Regions from separate parts of the Homo sapiens genome. Here region 1 is linked to region 2. A link is a loop called in an ENCODE intact Hi-C map of the cell type or tissue named here. Cell type or tissue: PC-3. All regions are shown on one strand. Each heading gives the region's core, and the rest is flanking DNA. Links, peaks and the distances in the headings are about the cores only.

What was found. Peaks named below come from ENCODE experiments on the same cell type or tissue, not always from the same donor. Only the 100,000 strongest peaks of a DNase experiment are listed, where the experiment ranks them.
Region 1: a loop joins it to region 2, with 4 times the contacts of the local background. A loop is called at or near these places in 2 of 110 quality-filtered maps.

What each region holds. Positions count from the first base shown.
Region 1 is chr2:186,255,438-186,258,363 of GRCh38, reverse strand. No RefSeq gene overlaps it. Among named protein-coding and RNA genes, the nearest start is that of LINC01473, 170 kb to the right of the region's middle. RefSeq lists an enhancer at 2,022-2,678. In PC-3, for the core only: a CTCF peak has its summit at 1,618 (motif pointing right); a DNase peak (open chromatin) is centred at 1,603.
Region 2 is chr2:186,129,096-186,132,021 of GRCh38, reverse strand. No RefSeq gene overlaps it. Among named protein-coding and RNA genes, the nearest start is that of LINC01473, 44 kb to the right of the region's middle. In PC-3, for the core only: no CTCF peak of the experiment used is centred there; a DNase peak (open chromatin) is centred at 1,681; H3K4me3 peaks cover 1,186 bases; H3K27ac peaks cover 2,500 bases.

The DNA of each region.
Region 1 (2,926 bases), core at 305-2,804, 130 kb before region 2:
TTACACATACATATTTTATATATATATATATATATATTTCCTAGCAGTGCTCCTCCTCCCTTCAGTATATTTTCTCATATTAAAAATCTTCACGATTTGTTCTTTACAAATATCCATTTAGACATACAATAACTAGATTGTGAAGAGCTGTCATTACTAAAAGAGATACTAGCTGATCCACAAGATAGGATAAATATAGTTAGTATAATTTTAATTATAAGCTTCTCTGATTTATTGTTATTTAAACCAGTTAAATAACATATATTTTCTTTATAAGATTTTATATATATATATTTTGAGATGGAGTTTTGCTCTTGTTGCCCAGGCTGGAGTGCAATGTCGTGATCTCAGCTCACTGCAACCTCTGCCTCCCGGATCCAAGTGATCCTCCTGCCTCAGCCTCCTGAGTAGCTGGAATTACAGGCATGAGCCACCATGCCTGGCTAATTTTATATTTTTAGTAGAGACGAGGTTTCTCCATGTTAGTCAGGCTGGTCTCTAACTCCTGACCTCAGGTGATCTGCCTGCCTCAGCCTCCCAAAGTGCTGATTATATTTTTATAATCAGCCCGGCCAAGATTATATTTCTATAAGATTAAATTATCTTTTAAAATTGCATTATGGGAATTTATAATGCTTATTGTTTCATTGTATTAATGACTGATGGAACAATATTCTATTTCTCTTAAATATTCCTCTTGTTTTTAACGAATAATTTCTAATAGGAAGTTAAGTTTGCATTAGTCTTTGGTTAGAATTCTCTGGTATTTATTATACTTAATTGATTTATGACAAGTATATGTAGTACCCTCCATCTTTTGTAGTAAGAGAGGTTCAAGAAAATCACCTTGAAATTACTGAGGTCACCCTTCCCCTATAGTCTGGGGAAAGGGATCATAAGATAAGTATTTTATATTTAGCTGCCAGTGCCTGGCTCAGTCCTCATGGAAGAGATTGCTATCCTGGGACCCTGGGGTTGAAATCACCACAACCAGTCTGAATGCAGTGCTGCTCTGGGTTGGCTGCCTGTACTAGGAGAGGGTTGCATAGGTGAAATGAGAGTTTAGCACTAAGAACAGCACCCTTAAAGCATCCCCAGGGACCACGATGCTCTGCATAGGAATAGATAGAATTTTATGAAAAAAGTCAGAGAGGAAAGGAATATCACTAGCATTAGGCTCATCCTCCTCCCAGACCACCAAATCTCTCTCACTGCTCACTAGAAATGACTTGAAAATATCATTTTGGTGAAATTTTCTCTTTTTTATTATTTATTTCAGTGGTCACTAAATTTCCTAGAAAGTGAAATTTCCATAGCAGATGCTTAAAAACCAGACTTGTTTATTGTGTCAAGTGAATTTTTAAGGTCAGTTAATTTCATCAATTAACCAGTCATAAATTTGTTTTGAAAAAAATAAGTATGTTCTTTTATTATGTTTTATTCTAAAAAACTTAAATTGGAATTTTGATGGTATCTATTAAAAGATGATTTACTACTGATTCAGGGATATTTCCCATAGTATCTTTAGGCAAGCAAAGCATGTTTTGATTAGAAAAGGAGTTAAGACATGGTTTCAAAGCGTTGGCCCAAACATCTATATTCCAGTCAACCAGAAGATGTCACTATTGTGTACAGAATGTGTAAAAGAAAAAAGTATACTGTAGTTACATTGTGTGTCTCCTAATCTTGCTAAATTTTCTCTGGAGTCTCATGAAGGAAGCACTGTCTTCAAGTTGACAGGCACTGAAAAACTACTACATTCATTGGATGGGTGTGCCAGTTACATTCCCACATTATTCATTTGAAAAAAAAATAATAAAACTACATTGGCAGAAAATATTCCAACTCAATAATTTTGTACAGTGCTAACTGGAAATTAATAACCATGCAATATATCTGTTTTGGTTCTAGCAACAGAGTGTGTCTATTATAAGTAAATTTAGCAGACATTAATTAAGAAAAATCAAACTGTTTCACAAATGACTTTGATTAAACTAATTGTTCACTTAAAGCAGAGAAAATAAACTGCCAAAATATACACTTTAACCTAAGATTAATGGATGTCACTAATAGAATGCCTTCTTAACACTTTCATCTGTTAAATCAGAGTTCTTTTTATAATGAGAGTGCTGTTGACACCTCTGTACTTGTTATGAGACATTTTGTAAGAGAAGTTTACTGCAATCTTTGCAAAATCCTTTATAGGCAAGGAAACAAGATTGGTGGGAAGCTTGTTTGTAGGTATAGAACTTTCCCAGATGTATTTACTTAAGAAGCAAACAGTGAAGACACGCAGATGTAAATTAGATCCCAGGTGCCATTAGCATGGTAATGTGGGCCAAACAGCTGGGCTTAATTCAGGTCACTGACTGGTTTGACCGGTAGGATGTCAAAGGCAAGGCAATTAGGCCGAATCAGGAATGTTTCCCAGTGAGTTAGTATGTATGTATGTATGTATGTATTTATTTATTTGGAGACAGAGTTTCACTCTTGTTGCCCAGGCTAGAGTGCAATGGTGTGACCTCGGCTCACTGCAACCTCTGCCTCCCAGGTTCAAGCGATTCTCCTGCCTCAGCCTCCTGTGTAGCTGGGATTACAGGCGCCGGCCACCAACATGGCTGGGTTTTTTTTTTTTTTTTTGAGACAGAGTTTTGCTTTTGTTCCCCAGAGTGGAGTGCAATGGCATGATCTCGGCTCAAGGCAACCTCTGCCTTCCTGGTTCAAGCAATTCTCCTGCTTCAGCCTACCAAGTAGCTGGGATTACAGGCATGTGCCACCATGCCCAGCTGATTTTGTATTTTTAGTAGAGACAGGGTTTCTCCATGTTGGTCAGGCTGGTCTTGAACCCCCAACCTCAGGTGATCCACCTGCCTTGACCTCCCAAAGTGCTGGGATTACAGGCGTGAGCCTCCATACCCGGCCTAAT
Region 2 (2,926 bases), core at 305-2,804:
CTGTTACTGTTTTAGAGAATCTGGGATAGGGCCGGATGTGGTGGCTTACACCTGTAATCCCAGCACTTTGGGAGGCTGAGGCGGGCGGATCACCTGAGCTTAGGAGTTCGAGACCAGCCTGGCCAACATGCTGAAACCTTGTCTCTACTAAAAATACAAAAATTAGCCAGACATGGTGGTGCATGCCTACAGTCCCAGCTATTCAGGAAGCTGAGGTAGGAGAATTGCTTGAACCTGGGAAGTGGAGGTTGCAGTGAGCCAAGATCATGCCACTGCACTCCAGGGTAGGCGACAGTGAGAGATTCCATCTCAAGAACCAAAAAAAAAAAAGAGAATCTGGGATAAACCCTGCCAAATTCCTATTTCCTGAACCCACTTTTGTAAGGTCTTATGTAGAATCCACCTAGTCACAAGTGACCTTTTTTCTTTTTCTTTTAGGTATCTTTCTCCCATTAATTAAACAAAAGTTGTCTTTCAAATTCTAATGGAGATGATTAGATTTGTAGGCTTTAGTCTTCCTGCTTTGTCCTAGGCAACGTCCCTTCTTGTTAGGAGGCCCCTGAAGATGATTAATTTCATCCATTATGCATTAATTTCAGGAGGTTAACTCTCAAAGGGCCAGGTCCTTTCTTTTTGTTTGATACTCACTCTAGCTCTCTACTCAGTATATGTGACATTTAAAAATTCTTATTTAACCACAAGGTAGAATAAAGCATTTGCTCATTAAAATACCTTCTCCCTAAATGGGATTTATTACTGAATGAGAATAATGGACCTATTGTTATTATTTCTGCTCCATTTTCTTGTAAAGAATGTATTTCTTTGTGTTAGCCAAAAAAAAAAAAAATGTATAACTTGGTTTCCTTGTAGCTTTTTTGCCACTGAAATATTTTCTAGGCTACACTAATATGAAGATTTTTCAGCAATTTACAGAAATGGTGCTTCTGAGCATTCATTTTCTCTTTTACTGCTCAAAGGAAACCATGGGAACGCAGCATCCAATTTTGTTTGACAGGAGACTGGTTAGCAGACCACATGTGGTGTTTTTGTTTTGTTCTATAGCTGTTTCCACTGTGTCGTGTAATTCATCACAAGGATTTTGAGAATGGAAACTGTCACTAATCAAATATACAAAATTAATGAGTAGTTTACACCATTGCAAAGGGTAGGTAGTGAACAGTCAAGCAGAACAAAAGCAATAAGACTCTCTGGGCATAAATCCATTTCTATTTAATGAAGTTCAGGTTTCTATGTGTAATATGAAGTTGTCAGGTCATTGATAATTATCTTGCTTAATTTTGCAATCTTTTAAAGTCACAAATGACCCACTTTGCACCCACTTTACATAACCTATCAGTTAAGGATAATCATATGTTTAAAGCAACTAAGAAAAACAGTAGCAAATACAGCTATCAGTATTTTCATGGCAATTTTGGAATGAACTTGTAACCAGCACCCAGATTCCTTTTCAGTGAGTCCTGTGCTCCTGTGGCAACATATATAACATGAACCCTGGTATTGTTTTTATGTGCTTTGAAGCCAGTGGTGATATCATTTATTATGTTTGCAAAAAACTGAAGGGGCTTAGTTATGGATGTCTCACACATAGCTCATTTTAACCAAGGCATACAAACAAAAGGAGAGAAATAATAACCAGAAATCTTTGAACTCCAGACTCCCTCTTAACTAACTGCAATATTTCATACTCCCCTCCCAGTTGCATCAGCCTTCCAGTACCAAGACAACTACAGGTGTTTCCAACATAAAGTCAGCTTACCTCTAAGTTGTGTACTTTGAATTCAGAAATGTTTGCACTCAAAGACATCTCTTCCTGTAGAGTTCAGAGGTTTTTGGTTTCTTGTAACTTGAAACTACTAGCCATGGCCAGGGAAAGATTTGAGCTTTAGCTGTTTACCTTGGCACCAAAGATGCCTCTTGAGCGTTTCCTCCTGCCTAGAATCAATGGATTACATTTAAACCTACTTACTAAAATTCTACATATAAATTACAAAAGGAAACATTTTCAGATAAGAGGAACACAGGACATAGCACCCATTGAAAATATAAGAAATGTAGGATGACATTTGGGCCAAATATTTCCTTTCTAGACAAACCCCACCCTCTCTTTCCTGGGGAGACTGTCACTTGTACTTCCCTGGCTACTGGCTTCCAGCTGGGTTTGGCTGTAGTGAGTTTCAGCAGGAAATAGAGAAGGGCAATAGTGAAGTTTAGCATTTATTCTCCTGACCCTTTCCCTTAGGTCAGTCATATACCTTAAATAAAGATTACTGTTCCTTTCCCAGTGTGCTGTTGTGCACGCATTTCTCCTCTTCCTGAGTTTGATAACTTCTTCCACCATCATCTCCTGGGCCAAGCTCTGCTACTGCTAGCTCCAGGTCTCTATTGTCTCTTGTGGATTTTTTTTTTTTTTTTTTAGCCCATCACACTTTTATAATTTGTCCCGTTTTAGTAAAGTCTTCTTGAGTTATATCATTTTGAGCATGCAATCTTTTTACTGTTTAGACTGAGTGAAACACCAAAAATAGCAATAATGCTTAATTCTAAATAACAAAATAGAAGAAATAATAGCAGTTCAAAGTCCAAACTCTTGTTCCTTAATAAGAAATCCAAAAAATTGTCTCCAATTTCACCTACGTCTACCCTCATCAGACAACTAAAAAAAAAATGAAAATAAAAAAAGGGAAGGGTAAAAAAAAACCCAAAACTATAAACAGGTATAGAATTCTCTTTCTTCTGGGACTCTCCATGGCTCTGCATTTTTCTGTTCAGAACTGGACCTGGTGCCCTTCCAGCACCTGCACTCATGCTGTCCTGGAACTTCACCTTCACTGCTTTCCTTGATTAGATTCACTGCTTCCCCTATTTTATGTCTTTGGTCTTTTACTACTTCTGTTTTGTTTGGCTG